Regions from separate parts of the Mus musculus genome. Here regions 1, 2, 3 and 4 are each linked to region 5. A link is a loop called in an ENCODE intact Hi-C map of the cell type or tissue named here. Cell type or tissue: gastrocnemius. All regions are shown on one strand. Each heading gives the region's core, and the rest is flanking DNA. Links, peaks and the distances in the headings are about the cores only.

Evidence for each region. Hi-C counts contacts between places; a loop is a spot of excess contacts. Peaks named below come from ENCODE experiments on the same cell type or tissue, not always from the same donor. Only the 100,000 strongest peaks of a DNase experiment are listed, where the experiment ranks them.
Region 1: a loop joins it to region 5, with 5 times the contacts of the local background. A loop is called at or near these places in 18 of 42 quality-filtered maps.
Region 2: a loop joins it to region 5, with 5 times the contacts of the local background. A loop is called at or near these places in 10 of 42 quality-filtered maps.
Region 3: a loop joins it to region 5, with 2.9 times the contacts of the local background. A loop is called at or near these places in 14 of 42 quality-filtered maps.
Region 4: it touches region 5 in a loop (4-fold over the local background); 5 of 42 quality-filtered maps call a loop at or near these places.

The regions. Positions count from the first base shown.
Region 1 is chr13:52,927,553-52,931,968 of GRCm38, reverse strand. It overlaps Auh (AU RNA binding protein/enoyl-coenzyme A hydratase), which reads left to right and starts at 2,292. Exons shown (of 10, transcript NM_016709.2): 1 at 2,292-2,514. The coding sequence starts at 2,328. In gastrocnemius, for the core only: a CTCF peak has its summit at 2,447; DNase peaks (open chromatin) are centred at 1,213, 2,294 and 2,532; H3K4me3 peaks cover 2,364 bases; H3K27ac peaks cover 2,534 bases.
Region 2 is chr13:52,878,232-52,882,647 of GRCm38, reverse strand. All of the region lies in intron 6 of Auh (AU RNA binding protein/enoyl-coenzyme A hydratase), which reads left to right. Among named protein-coding and RNA genes, the nearest start is that of Auh, 49 kb to the left of the region's middle. In gastrocnemius, for the core only: no CTCF peak of the experiment used is centred there; a DNase peak (open chromatin) is centred at 2,103; H3K4me3 peaks cover 1,922 bases; H3K27ac peaks cover 4,000 bases.
Region 3 is chr13:52,815,787-52,820,202 of GRCm38, reverse strand. No RefSeq gene overlaps it. Among named protein-coding and RNA genes, the nearest start is that of Gm33315, 11 kb to the left of the region's middle. In gastrocnemius, for the core only: no CTCF peak of the experiment used is centred there; DNase peaks (open chromatin) are centred at 1,194 and 2,058; H3K4me3 peaks cover 555 bases; H3K27ac peaks cover 2,820 bases.
Region 4 is chr13:52,891,083-52,895,498 of GRCm38, reverse strand. All of the region lies in intron 4 of Auh (AU RNA binding protein/enoyl-coenzyme A hydratase), which reads left to right. Among named protein-coding and RNA genes, the nearest start is that of Auh, 36 kb to the left of the region's middle. In gastrocnemius, for the core only: no CTCF peak of the experiment used is centred there; a DNase peak (open chromatin) is centred at 2,522; H3K4me3 peaks cover 695 bases; H3K27ac peaks cover 2,089 bases.
Region 5 is chr13:52,978,176-52,982,591 of GRCm38, reverse strand. It overlaps Nfil3 (nuclear factor, interleukin 3, regulated), which reads left to right and starts at 1,553. Exons shown (of 2, transcript NM_017373.3): 1 at 1,553-1,731. In gastrocnemius, for the core only: a CTCF peak has its summit at 1,953; DNase peaks (open chromatin) are centred at 2,177, 2,574, 3,861, 4,106 and 4 more places; H3K4me3 peaks cover 4,000 bases; H3K27ac peaks cover 3,872 bases.

The DNA.
Region 1 (4,416 bases), core at 144-4,143, 51 kb after region 5:
GGGCTGAGCAGGAGATGCTGCTGCCAGCCTTTGAAAGGATGCAAATTCACAATAGATTTTTTTCATTTGTGTGTGCATGTATGAATGTCTAAGTGTGCACACATGCATATGTGTGTGTGACTGTCCAAGTGTGCACACATGCATGTGTATGTGAATGTCTAAGTGTGCACAATGTGTGTGAAGGCCCGAGGACCTCCACACCCTGAAGTGGTGTGCCACTTCGCCTGGCTGTTCATTTGTGCCCTTTGAGATTTTCTTTGTAATGAGCCCGCCGTGGACATAAAAGGCTTACATCACTTCTGTGAGGTACTCTGAGAAAAGAATGACCCCGAGGAAAGGGTGGTGGGAGCTGGTGCAGAGTTGGTTGGTCAGAAATATGGGAGGCCTCGGATCTCTAGTTGGTGGCTAACCTGGGCAGTGTTGGGTGGCCTCATATAAAAAGCCAATTGGCCAAATAAACAAACTGGGGAAAACCCAAAGCCTTCCCAGTGCAATGAAGTCTTATAATTTGATGTTGTCTCTGCATCTGTCTTGGACATGAACTCACCTCTCTTACCGCTGAGGTGGGCCCCAGTCACCCTGATGCAGTTGGTTTTCAGTTCTCTGCCTCCCTGGTTCTTAATTTGCTCAATTTGGATGTCTGTCTTGCCTTCACTGGGAGAGCCTGAAGCACTGTCCTCACTGATTGTCACACCCTATGTTGACTGCCAGGGAGGCAGGGAGGCAGGGATGCAGAGAGGCAGGGATGCAGGGATGCAGGGAGGCAGGGATGCAGGGAGGCAGGGATGCAGGGAGGCAGGGAGGCAGGGAAGCAGGGAGGCAGGGATGCAGGGATGACCCTCTCACCATAGCCGGACTCCAGGGGCTTGCTCTAAACCCACCAATTAGAAGCCACCATGCTGGCTGGCTTTCATCCTTAATCAAGTGCTCTCTCTCCCTACTCCCTCTTCCTCTTGCTCCTTTCTCCTCCCTTCTCCCCCCACCCCTATCTCTCCCACTAGTTGGCCTCCCTTTTACCCCGACACCTCCTTTCTGCCTAGAAATTTCAAAACTAAGTTGGAGAAACAGTAACAGTAACAATCTCAACGCTTAGCGAAAGGAACATTGCGATTAGAAAAAAAGACACAATGTAACTTTCAAGAGCAACAACCTCCCCAGCGAGCAGACACTCAGGATTCCACTGGCTCTCTTCCGTTTGGACCAAAGCCAGCAGGCAGAACACCGAAGGGACATGTGCTTCGGACGTTGAAGGTAATTATACAGAATCTCTTTTTCTTTCTTTTTAAAATAGTGATTTCTTTTTCTGGGCTTTAGTGGTCTGCCTGCTTGTTTGCGTGAGGGTGCCAGATCCTCTGGAACTTGATTTACAGACAACTTTGTGCTGCCATGCAGGTGTGGGGAATTGAACTTGGGGGTCCTCCGGAAGAGCAGCAAGTGCTCTTTACCACTGAGCCATCTCTCTAGTCCTTATACCGGAATTTATATGGCCAGAGTGTAATTTGCTTGTCTGGAAGGACAGGGAATACTCTAAGGAGACATTCTATCTCTTCCTTTAGATTCAGACTAGGAAGGCTCGCTCCTCAGGGAACTGGAAAACCTCCACTCCCAACCCCCCCCCCGCCCCCCCCCCCAGTGGAGAAGGAAAAGCTTAAATTTCTCACAGATAGTGCTGGGTCAAAGATGAAAGGGACCACACATTAACTTGGGCCTGGCTATGCATGATTTTGGTTCTCTACTTCAACTTGTGTGAGGCTTCTGTCTAAAGATAAGTTCCTCCTCTGACTGGTCCTAAACTTCCCCATCTTCACCTGGGATTCAGGGAAGAGAGGAGGGAGTCCCCACTGTTTTTTTTTTTTTTTTTTTCTTTTTGAGACAGGGTTTCTCTGTCTCTGTCAGACCAGGCTGGCCTCTGCCTCCCAAGTGCTGGGACTAAAGGTGTGTGCCACCACCGCCAGGTGGGAGTCCCCACTGTTAAAGACCTTGTGGATTTTAACAATCTGATGATACACAGAGGAGGGGAACAAGGGTCTGTCTTTCGAGTATCTTCCTTCCTTCCGGGATGGTCAGTCACAAGCCTACTATGGACCAAGTGCATGGAGGCAAGACCCTCTTGTCCTCTTCATTTAAGCGTTTCCACACTTTAAAGATGCCTCTCCTTCTCTGAGCTGGCAAAACATTAATGCTACCCGGGCGGCCGAGGTAAAGAGTGCCTGGGAGGGGCCAGACAACGAGGGGCGGGGCCAAAGCGACCGACGCCTGTCGTGTGCGTGCGCGGCTCCAAGCGGGGGGCGGAGCCTGGCCGCGGGCGCCCGCTGTAAACATACAACATGGCGGCGGCGGCTCCAGGCGCTCTGGGCGCCTTGAGAACGGTTGGCGTCCGCCTGGTGGCCGCGTGCTGCGCGCGGCTCGGCCCCGCGGCCTGGGCTAGGGGTACCGCCCCGAGGAGGGGCTACAGCTCGGAGGTGAAGACGGAGGATGAGTTGCGCGTGCGGCACCTGGAGGAGGAGAACCGAGGTGAGCTGCAGGCAAGCGCGGGCGAGGCCGCGGAGGTCTGCCCCGGCTGTCACTGCGTCCCCGAGGGTACGGTGGCCTTCCGGGTTCAGCCTGCTCAGTGATGATGCTCGCGCCTGGGGTCTCTCCAGCCAAGGTCAATGCGGAGCGTGTAGTACAGGGCCAGGGTTGCTTCTTGCTGTGTAATAGCTCCCTGCTACCCCAGGCGTCAGTGCGAGAGTTGTAGGAGCTGCAGCGGGGATGCCTTTTTATTACTCGAGAGAAGCTTAAATTAGAAGCATTCTTTTGCACATATTATCTCGGAGAGTTAGTTTTGGGGGGCTGTTGCACTTCACTTAAAGAATTTTGAACGCTTTTTAAATTTTTTGCCTTGCTGAGCTCCGTGGGGGGTAAATAATGAGGCTATTCATCTTGCCCTTGGGCTGATTACAGTGGGAGGAGACAGATATATTAGTGCATGGCAAAGGGTGGAAAGCTATGAAAAGGTAAGATGCAGAGGAATATTGAGTTTCCTTTAGTTGCAGTGTCGGCTTAACTATAGTGATTGAGAAGGTGGAAGAACGTATTGCCCAAGAAGGAAGAGAGGACCACTGAATGCATTTTGACATCCATTTATTGGATGCTGGAATCTGTTAAGAAGTGGAAAATAAGTCAGTATGGCTGTCTTTTTAGAAGCTCTCCTGTGTATTGAAGGTCAGATGACGCTTGCTTCAAGGCTTGTTGAGAACCCCGAAATGCCTGCAGGGTTTATCTCTCACTGTTATAACCTAGGCTGCCCTGGAAGTTAAGATCCCCAGATTTAAGAGTGCTGGGATCACAGGGCTGAACCACAGTGTCTACTCCAAGGCATTCTGTAGGCAACACGAGACTGACAGTTCTGACGCAAAGTTCCCTGTGCTCCACCCATCGAATATATCAAGCAGAATGATAGGCACTCCATGAGGTGGTTGTGGAGATGGGAAGGATACTGTGTATTGAGGGTTGAGCAGCCTCTGCAGGGCGCTCAGAAGTATGCGGAGTCATTTTGTTTCTTGCACGTTCAAGCCTTCTGAGACAGCGGAATGGTCAAAATGATGGAGATATTTATTTGGGAAATGACAGAAGACAAGTATGGTGTGACAGAGTTGTAGGAAGCTAAGCTGGGGCCTTAGAGGCCTGGAATCATTAAAGCCTTGGATGCCAGTCTTTTTGGGTAAGCTTAGTTTTGCTGGCGTTTCAGTTATGTTATATGCTCCGGGGGTGTGTTACTTATGAAGGGGTTGGGAGCGTTGTTAGCTGTATGTATATGCTTTAGTGGGTGTTCGTGTGTGTTTGTACGCACATTCACACAGAACTTCCTGGAAGTCTTTAAGTTGGGATGCGATTGGACTGCAGGGGAAGATACAGCCCTTGGAAGATTATTTAATATTTCGATAAACTGTAATGTTTATCTTGAAGGCAGATATCAGTAATTAGGACATCCTGGCCTAACGACTGACCCAGCATCCTTTTGAGGATTGGCAGAAGTGACGGTGCAGGCTTTGCTTTCTTTTTATGTCTGAGCCAACTTATAAGTAGTGCAGAGGAAGATGCGGGAGCCAGGGTACTGCAGATGGAGTCTCTGAAAGGTGGGTGGTACAGGGACACTGAATCAGATTGTCACTGGTTTAGTTACTAGTGGCTTGCCATGGACAGACAGACAGACAGACAGACAGACAGCAAACAGCATGGCAGGGACTCAGGAGAGTTCAAGCCTTGGCTCCAGAGACAGACAACATTGAGGGAGATCTGAAGAGTGGAATCAGGCCTTATGAAGCAGGAGTTGTGGTCTTTTACAGATGTTTGAGGACGGATAGGTGTAGTTTCTCAGCAGGATCGTCTGTGTGTGTGTGTGTGTGTGTGTGTGTGTGCGCGCGCGCGTCCATC
Region 2 (4,416 bases), core at 250-4,249, 100 kb after region 5:
CAGGAGGACCTGGCTAGAATATCAACCTTGTCTGCTTTTCTCATTTTCCAGACAAGAGCTAAAAGAGAGTGAAGGGACAGTCCATCTGTGGGGGGCGGGGGGTCTGTGGGAGGGGTCAATGCCCCATTTCCCTTGTCAACGCTTTGGAGGCTGTGTCTCGTAGTGGGGAGACGCCATCCCCCCTCCGTTCCCGCAGACCCACGCTTCCGTATTAACCAGCACTTGGAGGTTTGTCCAGGTGACACAGAGCTTCCCCGTGTGGATTTCGGTACCTTGGGTGGAGCCAAGAGACTTAGTTTCCGCCCTCGCTGCGGTTTCTTCAGGCTTGTCCTTCAGTGTGACCTCAGCAGCATTTGGGACATGGCCTGTCACACTACCATTTGGTTCTCTTTGAGTTTGAGGCTGAACCTGAATAGCAGTGCGATTACTTCTGACACATTTGATAAATGAATAAAAAGCTCAACTGTAAAATGTTTTTGAGAGACCACAATATTCCTAATGACCCACTCCTATCATGTAATTTATTTTAGAGTTCTCAAGTGTAGTTTATTAGAATATCGTTTAGTGTTAAAATTACCATTGTAAGTACATAGTTCAATGGACGGTACAAAGGAATGTGGATGTATGCTAATATAAGTTGACCCTCTACCTGACTACTGTCTGGTTGACTCTGATGCAGTCCAGGTACACTGTCAGGTACCCACCCGAGCCCTTCCTGACGTTGGAAAGGGGGTGAGCTGCCTGTCTCTGTTCCCCTGAGAGATCAGGCTCTCTCTCCTTCCTTCCAGCCTGCAGGTGACAGGATACCTGCACGGCTGACTACTGACACTTTCCTACAGCATGAACAACACTCCCAGATGTTCTTGTGCTGCCATCTTCCTAACAAATGCCCTTTCTGGTCCAGGATCTGGTCCAGAATTCTCACTTGCACAGTTGTGTTTGGAGGAGCAGGGTCTTTCCTTTCTTGATGACCTTGGCAGTGCCCGACAGTCACCGTATAGGATCTCTAGTTGAGTGTGCATCATGTTTACCCTTGAGGAAGTTGAGATTGGGCAGCTTTGGTTAGAACATCTGCACGGAGATGCCGGGCGAATTCCTAAGGCATCTGGATGTCTGATTATTGACGACGGTACATTTTTTTTTTTTTTTGTCCTTTAACAGGGTCTTAGTCAGGGTTTGTATTGCTGTGATAAAAACTGTGTCCAAAAGCAACCTGGGAGGAAGGGGTCCCACCTTGAAGTTTTTAAGTCTGTTGTAGGGAAGCCAGGAGGCAGGAACTGGAGCACAGACCTCAGAAGGATGCTGCTTACCTGGCTTGCTCTCATGGCTTGCATGGCTTGCTTCCCTGTAGCTCTAAGGACCACCTGCCCCATTCACCCTGGACTGGGTCCTCTCATGGCAATGAAGAAAATGAGTCAGTCAAGAAACTGTCCACAGGCTAATCTGCTGTGGGCATTTTCTCCATTGAGGTTCTCTCTTCCCAAATGACTTTATCTTGTTTTTGTTTGTTTGTTTTGTTTGCTTGCTTTTTTTTTTCTTGAGACAGGGTTTCTCTGTGTAGACCTGGCTGTCCTGAAACTTGCCCTGTAGACCAGACTGGCCTCCAACTCAGAGATCCGCCTGCCTCTGTGTCCTGAGTGCTGTGAATAATGTGTGTGCCCTCACTGCCTGGCGCTTCTGTGAAGTTGATGCAAAACTTGCCTTGTCTGTGGTGAAATTGCCACTTTACCTCAAATCTGCACATATTTATGTCCTGTAATGTGGGTGCTTTGACGTCTGCATACATGTGTGACTAAGTTATCATGTGGGTGCTTTGACGTCTGTATACATGTGGTGTGATTGAATAAAGCCTCCTTAACATTTCCATCACTTCAGCCCCCCCCTTTGTTCTCTCCCCTCCTCCCCATGACGCCACTGAGGCCTGCTCCCTTGCCAGCTTTTAAAGGCTCCATGTCTTATTAATAGCCTTATCACCAGTGCCAGAGACCTACAAAAGGTCTCTAGTATTTCGCTGGCCCAGAGCTTACTGTGTAGCCTGTGCTAGCCTCAGACTCCCTGCCTTCCCAGTGCTGGGGCCGCAGGGTGAGCTGCCACAGCGGGCTGTTCACACACTGGCTTCAGTTAGCATTCCTGCATGCTTCAGCTGGGGTTGAAAAGTCTGGCTGCAGGCCCTGAAAGGAGATGTGTCGCATTTAATGCTCCATCCATCCTGTGACAGTGTTTGGCTAGCTTGGGTTGTTAATCTGGTTAAAGTGGCAACTAACTTGGCATCCTCTTTGCAGACTGACAGGTGAGGCTATATGGTAGAACTCAGAGTGAGAAAAGGAGCCACCCCCCCCCCCCACCGCCTGCTCCCCCCCAGTTCTGTTCTTTCCACTGTTCAGGATGAGCGCTGTGGCCTCTGGGTACGTGTACTTGGCACATTCTCCAGGAGCTCCGTGCTAAGGCATGTCTCTGAGGTAATGACTGACATTTAAATCCTGTCAGTGTGTTTTGTCGCTAACACAGCCCAGAGTTGGGAAGCTCCGTTTATATCCTTTGTTGCAGCTCTCTTAGAATTTACATCAGAATCCGAGCCTCAGCCCTGAGTCACCGCTACCCTGGGAGGGTGAGCTGGGTTCTCAGAAATAGCAAGAGGTCCGCCTGTGCCCAAGCCAGCGGGTAAGGTCATCCAGGAAGGAGAGCCCTGTCGCAGCAGAGTGAGACCTGAGAGGCTTAGCAACGCAGAGTGGGCAGACAGCCTTGCAGGTCTGTGCTAGTGGGATGGATGCATGGAGGTGCTTCTCTGAGTATTCTAGCAGAGAGCTTTCTGTACGAATCCTGAAATGCCCTCCAGGGTCACTTCCTCAGTTCAGTCTGTCCTGGGGCTGGGAGTGTGTGTGTGTGTGTGTGTGTGTGTGTGTGTGTGTGTGTGTGTGTGTTGGGGGGAGCTGTCCCCTGACCTCCTTGCTGCGCTCAGGGCTGCTGTGGAGGAAGCACCTCTGTAGGACTCTCTTCTTGCCTTGGAGTGCCCCTTCTGAGATCAGGTAGGAGAGAGTCCACATGCGCCCACACGTCTAACTACCAAACTTGCAACCAACCAGAGACAAAGGAATCTAGGACTGGCAGTCAGTTCTGAGTGTAGCACAAACAGTGTAGGCCGCACGCACGAGGCTTCCTGAGGAAAGTCAGTCGGTTCCAGTTGGCAAGGCCTGCTGCTCTCTGGTCTCCCTCCGCCTCATCCTACTCCTGTTCTGAGTCAGGGGCATATTTATTCAACTCACTAACATAGCTCTCAGGTCCTGCCTGTGATCTTGTAGGAGGTGGCTATAGCTGTGAAGGAACAAGCTACAGAGTCGCCACAGAACTTCTTTCGCAGCCCAGGAGCAGAGCAGGGGCCTGTCCCTCAAAGTAGAAAATACTGTAGAAAAAATAAGGGACAGGGTCTGAGGGGGATGGGGCTTTGCAACCAGGAGGCCAGAGTCCCTCACTAAACAAGGTCCCATAGGCTTAAGGCTTAAAAGACCAGGGAAGACTGTGTAGCCGCAGACAGCACCCAGGCCCAAGGGTGGAGGTGGGAGAGTGCTTGCAGCCACAGCAGGATGCACTAGAGGGAGGATACATTGTGCAGGGATTGCTCACAGCACAGTGACTTCGGTCTTTATCCCAGTGAGAAGGAGACCCCGGGGAAGGCAGGTCAGCAGTTTAATAGGTTTCTCATCAGTGCACTGAAGACACACAGCAGTTAGCCGAGTCTAGAAGCAGGAAGCCAGCGCCTGTGGCATGGTTGGCTGTGGCATGGCCTGGACAGGGCTGCATTCAGATCCGGGGTGTGTTTAAAGACGAGTCTAGAAAAATCTCCTAGCAGGTTGGCTGGGAACATAATCAGGAGAGATACGTGGGGTTTTGGAAAGAGCAACTGCCTTCTCCTGAGACGTGGAACTGCAGTCAAGAGTCCTGTCTTGGATATTATTTGGATATTTGGTTAAAAACGGTTACTGAATATCTAGATGATCTCTTAAATAAATGCGGAGAAGAGGGGCATGGTCTGGGCTGGGGCTAAAACTATGGGACTCGTTGTTTTCCCCACTAACAACCTGCTCTAAAGAGAAGTCCTGAGCCCAGAAAGCCACACCCTCCATCCCCAGGGCTGGGATAAGTGGGAACTACTCTGGTCTCTTGGAGGAGGAGGCCATGTTTGTCTAACCTTGTCATAGGAGAGAGCAGGCAGGACTTAGGATTGACCACTGTGGGCCTTCAGCTGCTAAGGCTCCTGCCACTTGATACCTTAGGTCTGGGTCTTTTACATTTTGAACACAGTTAAAACACACTGAAATGTAAAAGAGTTTCAGAAAATAAATGAAAGATGAAGCATATCAGATGATTATCTCTTATCCAAAATGGTGGGAGTTGGAAGTGTTTCAGATCCAGTTTTCC
Region 3 (4,416 bases), core at 200-4,199, 160 kb after region 5:
TTCCTACCTGCCTGGTACGTTGACCTGGCCCCACTGACAGCTAGTAATGGGGTTACACACTGACTTTTGAACCACCCTCTAGAGAGTTGCATTCTGGCTTCTCATAGCTGAAATGTTTGGCTGGAGAGTGAGGACAGCAAATATCCTTAGCTGAGGCTGACTATGTGCACCCACAGTGACCTATGAACTGGCTGCTCTGAAAGACCAGTGACAAATATCAAGCTGCTTCCAGGAACGAAAGCCCACTCGAGAAGTCATGTGCTTTTGGCAAAGACAAGCTCCACAGAGGACCCCAAAGCCCTTGGGCTTTCACCTGAGAATGACTCTTGTCCTGGCTTCCCCAAGAAGGGTGCATGCATGTGTGGTGCGTGCATGCATGTGTGTGTTATATGATGGGTGTGTGCATGCTCATGGATGTGTGCATGTGTGTGTGTTATGTGTATATAATGTGTACATGTGATAATGATGGGTGTGTGCATGCTCATGTATGTGTGCGTGTGAGTGGTGTGTGTGTGTGTAAGTGATGTGTTGTGTGTTTTGAGTGGTGTGTGTATGTGATGTGTACATGTTTGCATATGTGTGTTTGGAGCGTGTGGAATGTATGGCACGTGTGTGCCCACACAGGTGTGAATTGTGTACTGAGAGTGTGCATAATTTCCCTTCACAACTGTTTTGGAAAACAGGGCCAACACAACAACTAGAGGCTCCAGCATGGTGGTTCCTTGCTCAAGGGATCTTGTAATCACATGACTAACAGGAGGGGTTCTGGAGATGGCACGGGAGGCCAGTGATTGCCTGGTGGTGGCAAACTCCAGGGTTTCGAGACACCAGTGTCATGTCCTTGTTGCCTAAGGAGCCACTCGCAGGGATGGGTTTATTATCTGGGCTGTAAAGTCTTAAATGCCCAGCAGCAGCAGCAATTTAGTATATATACAGTCTTGTGTGTGTTAGCTTTCTAACCTGGAGGAGAAACACGGCATCATAGATGCAGGTTTTTCAAGAGGTGGACAGAGGTAAGTTTAGTGGAAGCTAAAAATGACCTAGACCTGTGGCCAGATGGGCAGGCCTGCCAGGCACTGAGATGTCCCACCCCCTACCATGCCCTCTCACCCGCATGCTACCTGCCCCCAGCCTGAAGAGCCCCACCTCTCAGGGGGACAGTCTGATTCTTCTAATGTTACCCATATGTCAGATTGCTGCCCTCCTGCTGTGTTTCAGGCCCTGCTGCCTTTCCAGAGAAGAGCATGAGTCACCACAGGGGCCAGAGAGGGAGGGAGGGGCCCCGGTCACCGGAAAAATAGAGTGGAGCAAGAGCCTTTTTATAGCTTTCTGAGTAGGCTTTCCTTTCCATAGGTTAATTTTTATCTGAACAACCCAGATAAGGTTGGATGGCCTTTTTACAAGAAAACTATTTAAATACAAGGGATTGTTTGGACAGCTTTTTAAAAGGCCAAGGGCATTTTCTTGCTTGCTTGTCTGTGTGTGTGTCTGTGTGTGTGTGTTTCAGTTTATAAATAGCATACATTGATAGTTAATGGCAATTTTCAATGCCATGTTTTAATGTAATTCCTTCAGCACTAACTTTGGAGCCCCCCAAACACAAAATTGTTCTTATCCCAAGGGACTGAAACCTTGCGAAGGTCAAGGGTTGCTAGCGCAGACCCTTTGAGACCCTGCCCTGTGTTCCAAACAGATGGTGATTTTTCACATCGAATGCTATTCTGGTGTACTGACTTAGGAAAATTATCTTAAAATAGACTTGAATGAGCAGAGCCTGCAAGAATAAGCTGTCAGCTTCTTTTTTACTCCTGGAAGGGGCGGGGGAGGGGGCAGGGAACAAAGCTGTCAGCGATTTCCACAAGTTGAGGAATCTGTGTACTTTCTTATTTTAGAGAAAGCTTTTTTTAGTGGGACTGTAATTGAGTCCCCTTACGTCGTTGGGTGTCAACAAATTACCATCTGTTCTGGAGATACTCAGTTGTGAAGCCCAGCCTTGCCAAATACCAAGGAGCAACTGCTCGCCACTGCGAGTGAGCTGGCTGAGCATCTGGACCATGGGAGTGTGGGCAAGCATCCAGCCTCCTTTACTCAGGTGTTCTGTGAGTTCTGGAACCTGAACTCTGCTAGCCCAGGACAGCCCAACCTTAGGGTCCTTGGGCAAGGAGAGGTTGACAGAGCCTGGAGCATCTTCACAGAGCATCATGTTGAGCAAGAAGCTAGATTTGGAGATGCTGGGCACACCGAAGCGAGAGGCGACCTCAGCCGAGTGGGTGGGGCCCTAGGCGAGTGAGTTCAATACATTGAGTTGCCATGGGGCAACATGCTGGATTTGGAGGGGATGCCAAAGTGCTCAGCTTTCTCCGAAAGGTGGTACCATCCCGCTCTTCAGATTCCAGGAACCAATCAGTCTTGGGTTGAAAATGGTTCTACCTATAGCAACACTGTAGACTTGGCCCATCACGTCTTCCTTAGATAGAATAGAGCATCTGTTTGCTCAGCATTCATACCCTCTGAAGTACTACAGGCCATCCGAATATGAGTTACGGCCTCCAGGAGGCTCCGCACAGGCTGCACATGCAAGGAGCTCGCACGCAATGATTTCTATACCTACAGACATGGTAAAGCCCGTTCTCCAGCAACACCGAGAGACATCTCAACTTGTTGCAGATTTTGCAGCAGTCAGGATGATGTGTGACAGGAACGGAGGGCAGGGGTCCTCGGCCTAGTGTGTGAACAGGGTTCTCTGTGACATGATCTCAGCATGCTGAAGGGGCTGTAAGAAGGAAAAGCTGAGCCGTGACCTCCTCTTCTTGGAGACGGGCCTCTCGAATATGGGACTCAGGAGTGGCTCTCCCGAGTGGGGACTAGGCACACCTAGTGCCCAGATTTGGTCCCCTTTGAAGGCTAAACTGTGACCATCCCAAGCTCCCCTGCCTCTTAGTTAGCTCTGTGCCTTCAAGTGAAAGAGGGTGGCCCAGGCTTTCTTAAACTGGAAGGGAGTTGAGTGGCTTGTAGGTGCCTAAGCTGAGTCCTGTAGCATGCACCTGAACCCAGGGAATGCACTGGACTCTATGTGCATAGAGAAGCCCCGGCCAGTGACGTTCTCAAAGCAGAATGCTCTCCTATAGGACATCAGATTCTGTTTTCATGTGACTTTGATTTTTTTCCCCTGTTCTAACCCCTGCCCCACCCCCATGTTCTATCAAATTAAAGGAAGTGGCCATGTGTGCTGCACGCATAGGTGCACACACTCCTGGCCTGGGCAGAATGACATCTCTGAGGACACAAAGGAAGCAGAGAGATCCATGACTGGATGGGTCTCCAAAGGGCCCGTGTCTCAGGGGAGTCCCTCAACCTGGACATCTGTCATCAGCGACCAGTTGCACTGACAGAGTCACCCAGAACCCCTGTGGCAGTGGGGGCTGCATCTGGCAGGTGCCCTCAGTGACTGTCAAGCCTCGGTGGGATCCATGGTGGCTTTTGCTCTTCACTTCCATGGGAAACGGTCTAGCATTCTGGAGGTCTCCTGTTAGCTGCTGGATCACTTGACCCGAAGCTGTTTGTGAACTGTGTTGATGAGGGAGGTGGGTAGTCTTTACCACGAGCGCTTTCCCAAGGCTGAGTGGAGACGGAACCCATAGGCTGCTTCCAGACTCACGCCTTTTCCAGTACGGAGCTCGGGAACTACCAGGAAAAGCTTCCAAGTTCCTAAAATCCTACAGTGTGCTCTGGGCTCTTCCAGACCCTAAGGATGTCAGCACCTACCCCCTGTCCATACTTGTGACTTCAGACCTAAAGCACATCACAAAAGCTAAGGCTCTTAGATATTTTAGAGCGGTCTATAAAAGGACACATCAACAGAGCTAGACCCCACGTGTGCTTTCTTTAGGGGAAAAAATATTAAGGAATAAGGATATAATACCCGAAAAGATGCAGTGGTCAGACCAAGGATGCTGGGATGACCTTTGACCCTGAAAAGGCTGAAGTGGGTTTACCCATGGACCACTCAGTTCCCATGGGGCCAACCAGCTCACCAACCTGTGCCTGGGACAGGAGATGAAGTAGGTTACCTACTTCAGGAATGTGTCTCTTAAGAAACAGTGTGGTCGTGAAGAGAGGAAAAAAAGTAGCACACACAGTTACGGTTTGTAATATTGTGACAGGACCTTGCCATCTGCAGTGCATCAGTGGGCTGCCTTCACGGCTATTCTGGGATGCCTGTGGATGGATGGCTCTGGGTTAGATCTGCTGCTTTCGGTGGTTTGAATGACTCCTAAGAGTTCATACACAGAAAGCTTTGTCCCCAGGGTGTGGGCATTAAGAGCTGGGGCTCTCTTTAAGAGGTGAGGTCAGGTAGGAGGTGGTGGGTTACTAGGAACACTGTATGTGGGAGGGGCTAGGGATCCCAAGCTTTTT
Region 4 (4,416 bases), core at 259-4,258, 87 kb after region 5:
GACCTCCACATAGACACCCTCCTCACGTGCATGCGCATGCGCGGACACCCTGAGTAAGTCAGTGTAAGTAAACCCATTGTGTGGCTTTGCATTTTGTGGATGAACGATCAGAGAGGTTACTTGGAAAGACTCCTCTCACAGATACCTCTGTAGAGCGTAGCACTGTCCTACATCTTGGTCTCTGTTACGAGGGTCAGCATCTCTGGTATGACATCAGAAGGAAGGAGGAACGTGACTGAGTTTTAAGTGCTATTATTTATACACTTAGCCGTTAGGTTCATCCTATCACCATACGGTGTTAAGAACACGGCTGCTGTCTCTCTCACTGGTGCAGCCTACAGGAGCTCCGTCTCCTGTACTGGTGCAGCAGAGTAGCTGCCATTCTTGTTGCCGTTCAGATCTACCCCACCATGTAGGTGTCTGACTTTTGTCCCTCTTTATTCAAAACCTCGGCCGGTTAGTGCCACAGCGATGTTGCCATGCAGGCAGAAGCCAAGTGCTCCTGTGTTTCCGTGCGAACTTGTTGCCTCCTGATAATTTGGCTTTTGCTTTCACCACATTGTGCTGAGAGCTACTCAGTGAAGAATAGTTTTGTTTTCTTTTGGTTTTTTTGGGTTTTTTTTGTTTTTTTTTTTTTTTGAGGCAGGGTTTCTCTGTGTAGCCCTGGCTGTCCTGGAACTCACTCTGTAGACCAGGCTGGCCTCGAACTCAGAAATCTGCCTGCCTCTGCCTCCCAAGTGTTGGGATTAAAGGCATCCGTCAACCCGCCCGGCCCAAGAATAGTTCTGAGTTTGCAGACTGTGTGCTGTATGCTCACTGTGTCTTCTGCCTGTGTCTGAGTGCCGAGGAAGAGTCGTGGGAAGGGCGGGCGAGCTTTTAGGAGTTATATAGCTAGCTTCTTTCTGAAGCTCTCCTCTCACTGCTGTCTGTCCTGTGAGTCTGCTGTGCACAGCGTGACACTTGGTCAGGAGCACTCTGCTTGCTTGCTTGCTTGCTTGCTTCCTTTCTTTAGAGACAGGGTTTCTCTGTGTAGCCCTAGGCTCTCCTGGAACTCACTCTGTAGTCCAGGCTGGCCTCGAACTCAGAGATCCACCTGCCTCTGCCTCCCAAGTGCTGGGATTAAAGGTGTGCGCCACCACCACTGGCCACTCTGCTTTTAAAGCCTGAGTTTAAACTGCCAACTTCTGCCATTCCAGAGTACCATTCTAGAGTTCATCAACACCAAAAAAAAAAAAAAAAAAAAAAAAAAAAGGAAAGTCCCTTCCATTCTCATTGGTCTTTCTATACTTCTGATTTCATAAGGAACCCCGGATGCTGTGTTTTTTGTAGGCGCTGGCAGTTTCTCGGCAGCTGCCATCTTTCCCTGTGTGGTCATTGCTCTGTTATACTGCCTTTGACTCTTACACAAGGCACTTGTGTACACATGGGGCTCGTCGCTTTGCCCCTGCTGCCTCGTTAAGGTTTTCCTTGGGGCTTGGCTGCAGTGCTGTGTGTGTGTGTGTGTGTGTGAGTGTGAGTGTGAGTGTGAGTGTGTCAGTGTAGATACCCTTCTGAGTCCAGAAGAGGGTGCCGGGTCCCCTAGAGCTGGCTTTCCAGGCAGTTGTGAGCTGCCCAGTGTGAGGCTCCGTGCAAGAGCTGTATGTGCTCGTAACTGCCGAGACGTCTCTCCAGCTGTCTGCGTTAACTCTCTGAAAATAATTACAAAGTACTTTTCTGGCTTGTCCCACACTGTGGCCAGGACACCCCCCCCACCCCCCCCTGTGCCTGCCTGGTCTTTACATTCTACCCTGCAGTGGCATTAGCCCTCTCTGAATGTCCTCTGGCTTATTTTGTCAGCAGGTAGTTTCCCCTCCATCTTCCGAGGGTAAACATCAATGCAATCTCTTATTTTATGTCCCAGTACAGCCTGGAAACTAGGATGGGTCCTGTGTACAGGTGTGTGGGATGGGTCCTGTGTACAGGTGTGTGGGATGGGTCCTGTGTACAGGTGTGTGGGGATGGGTCCTGTGTACAGGTGTGTGGGATGGGTCCTGTGTACAGCTGTGTGGGATGGGTCCTGTGTACAGCTGTGTGGGATGGGTCCTGTGTACAGCTGTGTGGGATGGGTCCTGTGTACAGCTGTGTGGGATGGGTCCTGTGTACAGCTGTGTGGGATGGGTCCTGTGTACAGCTGTGTGGGATGGGTCCTGTGTACAGCTGTGTGGGATGGGTCCTGTGTACAGGTGTATGGGAATGGGTCCTGTGTACAGGTGTGTGGGTTGGGTCCTGTGTGCAGGTGTGTAGAGGTAGAACTGGCCCTCAGGAGGTGGCTGTTAACAGTATTCCCCTCCATGAGGAGCACCAGAGCCTTCCAAGCTGCCTCACTTTATTTGAATTTTAACCTGGTGTTAGCATTTAGTTGTCATAGGGGTTTGACTAAGGTGGTTGAGACTTTCAGTCTTGGATCTGGCATCTCTCCCTTGAGGGTGGTGGTGTTTCTCTGTGGCATGCCTGCTGGCATCCAGCAGCACCCTGTGTGGCAGTCCTGGGCCAGCCTCCAGCAGAGCCTACCCAGCCTGCCAGCTTTGCTCAGGGACCACTGTGTTCTGTTCTTGTGGTTTCTTCAGAAGTTAGAGAAAAGGGAGAAAGCATCTTAGTCAAAAGTGCAATTCTAACTGGACCTAGAGATAACTAGGGATTTATTGTGATTTTGTTAATAACGATTTCATTTCTATTCTTGATTTTTATATTCAGATTTTTCATCATAACATATATGGACCTTTCTGTTAAATTAATGACTTTGCTGTTTTGTAGCACAGTACTAGATTTTTTTTTAATTGTTTAAAATTACAGTTTATTTTTCATTTGTGTGAGGGTCACGGTGTTAATTCTCTGCTTCCACCACGTGGGTCCCAAGAGTGAAGCTTAGATACTCAGCGCTGGCTGCAAGCACCTTTACCCACCGAGTCATCTGGCTGACACAGGATGCAGGCCTCTAAGCAGAACCTAGGGTGAAAGTCACATAACCAGCACCAGCCTCCTCCTCACAATCAGATTGTCGGCCTTTCTCGAGGCTTACAATTAGCCTCTGCCTGAGGAGCAGAGAGTAGGCACAACACGTCCAGTACAGTGCTGACTCCAGCCTCGCCGGGCCTGGGTGTGCTATGGGCTCTGAGGTCCATCACCCACCGTGCCTTTTCTTCTCAAAATAGCTCCACTCTTTAATTATTGCTTTAATTATATTTTTAGGAGCATTTCAAAAGGATTATTATCTTCCTTGTCATACCTGGCTCACTTCCTGGAATGAAACTCAAAATAGTATCTGATCCCACTGTTGCGTAACACACTGAGTCACGGTTTCTCGCTGTAGCCGTGGCCCTGGCATTTCATTTCCTGCCTCAAGACCTTTGTAGGCATTTGCAGCTGCCCTCTGGCTGTTCTCTCAGGCCTCTGTACCGATAGTCTGCCTTTCCAAGGGCATATGGCTTTAGAATTTATAGTATTGTAAAATATTGACTAGATTAAGCTGTTCTAATTAAATAATTTTTTCAGTAGGAAACACTATAGCCAGCTTTCTGCCATGCTGGTTTCTGTTACTGTTTGGAAGTCCCAGGCACAGTGTGGGCACAGTTACTCTCCCCTTGCCCTGTTTGGTTGCCATACTGTGCTCTATGTTTCTCAGAAGTTACAATGTTAAACTTGTTGTATTCCCTTTGGAAACATTAATTCCTCAAAACTTAAACGTCAGATTTTTAAAAAATACTTTTTGATGATGCCACAATGTTTGATCATCACTGGAAAAGGTTACTACTGTTTGTACCAGATTCTGTGTCTGAGGTCAATGTCTCTGCTCCTGCCCCCAAGCCAGACTCCTGGTCAGTCATTGTACCTTGCTAATCCAGTCAGCCTGTTTCTTACCCATTTCTTTCATTGGTGGTTGGGGGTTATACTCACTAACTGACAACACATTTCACTTGTCTGGTTTTGTGTGTGACGGTCTGGCTGTGCAGATGTCTGCCTTAGCCTCAGATCAGTGCCAGCACCATATCACCCATAACTCCTGCTACAGGGAGCTTAGACACCTCTGGCCTCTGCAGGCAACTACACTCTTGTGACCATACACCCCCTCCCCCTATACACACACACACTAAACATTTTTAAAAGTATTCACTAGTGAACAGTTTACAAATATTAATAGGACAGATTTCATTGTCAGTTTGTCATAAAAAAAAAAAAAAGATGACCCCTTCCTAGAAATTTTATGAAAGAGAGTGTTTTCTGCAAGCCAGGGCGTAGAAGTGAGGCTGGCTATTTCATACATAACAGCACAGGCTCATTTCTTGGCCTCTTGTAAAGTCTACGAAGCTCCTGAAAGTTACCGAGTTCCCACAGTTGCTCTGCTGATTGTCTGGAAGGCTTGGGAGGAGGGGCTGTCAC
Region 5 (4,416 bases), core at 210-4,209:
CTTCGGAAAAAAACAAAACAAAAAACAAAAAAAAATCCAAACAAACAAAGTGTAAAGGGGGGAGGGGGTGTTCCCTGAACTGATCAGCACCCGTGAAAGGAGATTTATCCTCTATTGCGTATCTGTGCTATGGGGGCTTTATTGGTTAAGGGGTATTTTACCAGCTAGACTCCATCATTATTGCCCTGTGAAGGCGTCCAAAAGTCCAACGGTGAATGGCATTTAAATCACCACTGGATGTGCCTCGGAGATTATTTGTGGAGTTACTACTGTGTGTCTTGAGTAAATGGAAAGAGATCCACTTGGTGAGATGTTCCGGGTGGGGGTCCCGCACACTCACTCTTTATTTTGGGGTTTGCTTTCTTTGAAAAATGAGAAAGGAGGGGGTTGAGTGAGGGAATCATTCGAGCCCAGGTCCCACAGTCCGAGCTCAAGGACCTTGCCACCTGCCACATTCCGTATTTGGGCAAGCGCGTGCGTCACTGTCAGGAATATGGCTCCCTTTGCCAAGGCCGGCTATAATCTTACGTGTCTGTAAACGCGGGGAGTGTTTGCCACGTTCCTTTACAATAGCCAACCCGATGACTGACTTAAGAACATGCCACCAGATGCTCTGTCTCCCATTTCCTTATGTCTTTTGTACATCCCAGGAATTGGGGAAAGGGGGGTGGGGTGGGGGCTGGCTGGCGTGTTCACTGAGAACCGAAAGGAGAGGAGAACTACCAGTTCAAGATGCTTGGGGAATGCCCTCCGTGGCTTGCTCTAGCCCGAGCACCGAAAGCGGGTAGGTTTCCCAGCCGGGGACACCGAGGCCGCGGACTCTCAGGTCCTCGGAGACAGCCGCCACCTCTCCACGTGGTCGGGGACACAGACCAACCGGGTCTAGCTTGGTTTCCCAACCGTGTTACGCAACAACTTTGTAGGGGTCGTCTTCGCCCTAATTGTGTCGGGAGCGCTGTTTGTGTTACCGTTGCGGCGCTGCCCGGGAGAGGAGCGGGACATTTCAGTAGCCCGGCTGCCGCGCCCCTTTCCCGGTCTCAGAGGGGACCGTGGGCACAAGGAGGCCAAGGTCCCCGCCACGCCCGTGTCCCCATAGCCCTCACCCGGGGTTCTATTGGCAACAGGTAGCCCGGCCCTCTGTGGCTCTCCGGGAAACAAACAAACAAAAAAAGGTGCTGGCACCACGGAGCGAGCGCAGCGACCCGGAGGGCGCGGCCGGCAATGGGCAAAAGGGTCCTGGGCTCCTCTTAGGCGTGCCTCGGGTTGCTCCGCGGTGCGTCCCGTTGCGCAACATAGCGCTCGGCCTGGGTCCCCACGGACAGCGGGTAGCAGCTGCGGCCGCGGCCAGAGAAGGACGCGGACTGCCAGTGGCGCCGCGGCGGAGAGGACGGGGCGGGGCGGGGCGGGGCGGTGGGGAGCCCGCCCCTGTCGGCGCGGCCAGTGGCGGCGGGCCGGGGGCGGGCGCGGGCGCGGCGATTGGGGCGGCCGCCGCCCGTCACGGCGGGGCTGGCGGGCGGCGACGTAGCGCGGCGCTCGGAACTGACCTACTAACACACATCTCTCGGCGCGGCCACGGCGCCCGCGGACCCGGCGCGCCCGCTCGTCTCCCGCGCCGCGCCCTCGCCACCGCCCGCTGAGGGCCCGGCGGAGCTTGAATCGCGCCCCGGCGCCGCCAGCCCGGTTACAGCCGCCCTTTCTTTTCCCCCTCACGGACCAGGGAGCAGAACCACGGTAAGCGCTCCGCCCACCGGCGGCCCCGGGGGCCCTGCTCTGCTCCGTGCCCGCTCTTGGAGCGCGCGGCCGGCGGGCGTAGGGCGCGGGATGCGTGCGGGCGCGGCGCAGGGCTGGCGGGAGGCGGCGAGTGTGCGCGGGGCATGCATTACATAAACTTTTGCTGCCTTGGCAGGAGGGGGGACTCGCCACCTTAAGGTAGCTGCTTTGATTGCAGCGCCCTGGCGCCCGCACGTAGCCCGGGCTGCCGCGCGCTCCCTCCTCCTCCCCGCTATTGCATAATGTCTCCGGATTTCAGGAAAATTGATGTTTCGGTGGCGAAGAGCGCGCCGTGGAGGCGGAGTGGAGGCCGATCCTTTTAGCAGCCAGACGACTTGCCCTGCTCTCCGGGGTCTCTCCGCGCTAGTCCCCAATCCGGGCCAGCTAAGGGGAGGGTTGAGTCTTGATTTGCTTAGGAGGATTGGGAGTACCAACGGTGACGGCAATCGGAGATGCCTGCGCGGCGTTTGTTTGTGTCAGGCGCTGTGTCGGCACCGACGTTTTCCAACCCGTTTGTCGTCACCGTGTTTTACGAGCCCTCGGGAAGGTGGAGGGATGTGTCCTTTCTTACATTGCATAATGGGCCAGCGATGAAACGTGGGCACCGAGGACGAACTGATGTGAGAATGTGCGCGTGTGATTTGTGTGCAATGATTTGGTCATTTTAGCGCAGCGTTGGCTATTAGATCCTTATTGGTACCTCTGTATCGTCCCAAATACGCATATTTTAAAAAACGATTCTATGGAGTTCATTATTAAGAAAGAAGAAATCCTAGTCTTGGACACTAATGCGCGCGGGGGAGGGGGGGCTCCTTAAATGTTCCGAGGTGTTATTTTTAAAACCCGGACGAGCCATTGTGACGTTTGCCTCCCCACTTTTCCCAACTGGAATGCGATGCGTTTCATCAGCCTTTCTTTTTCTTTCTTTCTTTTTTTTTTTTCTCACCTTATCGTCATTGGCTTTTTTTTTTTTTTTTTTAAGACACCACAAGACAAATCATTACTAGATTCCTGGAAATGTGAGGTTATGTAACTGCCGAATTTGCTGGCTGTTGAGCATAGAAAGGGAGCTAATTACGTGATTTTATAATCTTGCCACAAAGAAAGTAGGGCAATCTCAGCGTTGAAGAATGTCACCATCAACAGGGGTTTTGTTGGTTCTTTTAAAGGATATTTTAAGCCGGAAAGTGACGACCGACTAAGCCTTGACATAGCTCATGCTTGCCAAATGTGTGTCTTTTACCCTAAAAGAAATGTACGTCTTTCTAAATATAGCCCTATCACATTTTAACAATCCTGGCCTCAGTGCTATTTCTGGTTTCTCCAGGGCTGTGTGCAAATACGAGCTCAAGGCCATTTGCTGTAGTTTTAACTCCACGCCTTCCAAGACCTCTGATAAGACTGTATTTTTAGGAAGGCATTTCGCAGCACCCAGAGACTGCTGGTGAACGCGGGGGCCCCATTTATCATTTTAAAGGACACTTTGGAGGAACTGCTGCGTTCAGAGGGCAACAGGGAATGGCCAAGTGACACCTTCTTTTCTGGCTTTTGTAAATAACAACGGCTAATGAGGTCAAAAGTATTTATTTCACATCATAATTTCCCCCAGATCAGATATGAGTTATGGGAAGTATATATAGGTTAGTAGATTGTATTTTTGCCTTGTATAACCTAGTTTTATTCTTGGAGATAGAATAATATGGTAAGTATCCGGATATTAAATTTCTTCCCGGATTCTTACTTAGTGTAATGATGTGTGAATATACGTATTTAATAGTGTCTGTGAGATATAGTTTTCTTAGCGTACCATTTACATAATTGAACTACAATATTATTTTAGGGGGCGGAGACATTCTAGATGATGACTCCTGGAACATATTATCCCTATTTTAGCCGTTTTCCAAGACGCTGCAGTTGCAGTAGGCCCCCCAGCAGCAGACCCTGACCCACTTTGCGTGCTGGGCTGGGAGACCCAAGCCTTCAGAGGCGGGGGGCCTGGGGGGACTTTGCAGCGCCACCTTTCATCATGCGTCCTTGCGCCCCTCGCTGGTCCGGGAGACCGGGCACGCGCCTGGCAGTGGCAGGCAGAGACCTCGACCCAAGACGCTCCCCTTGGGCAGCAACTGGACGCGCCTCGCGGTGGCCCGCGCGGCTCCCCGGCCCCTCCCGCATTCCTTTGTTCTGGCGCGGGGGTCCTCGCGGCGCCGAGGCCCCGCTGCGCCGCCCACCCGGCGGGGGGCGGGCCTGGGGAGCGGCGCGGCGTGGGGGCGCGGCCGCGAGCGGGGCGGAGGCTTGCAGGGCCGAGTTCGGTGAGCTGCGCTCGCCCGGAGCCGGTGGCCTGAGGCGGAGAGCAGGCGTGCCTCCTGGGCGCCGGCTCCGGTGGCCTTGGGCCTCGGGACAGTGCAGCCTCAGGCAGACCGAGCCAGAAGCTGACTCTACTCCGGAGCACCGCTAGCCGCGACCCCCACAGATATCTTTGTTTCTGGAGTCTCCGTTGAATTTCAGAGGCAAGATCTCTTCTCCATTCACGGAGTGAAAAAGCAGGACATCTAAATGGCTACAGAAAGAAGGGAGGGCAGTCTTGATCGTGATGGATAGGAGGGACAGTGCTTGAACATGGACAGTGGAACCCAGTTTTTTTTTTTT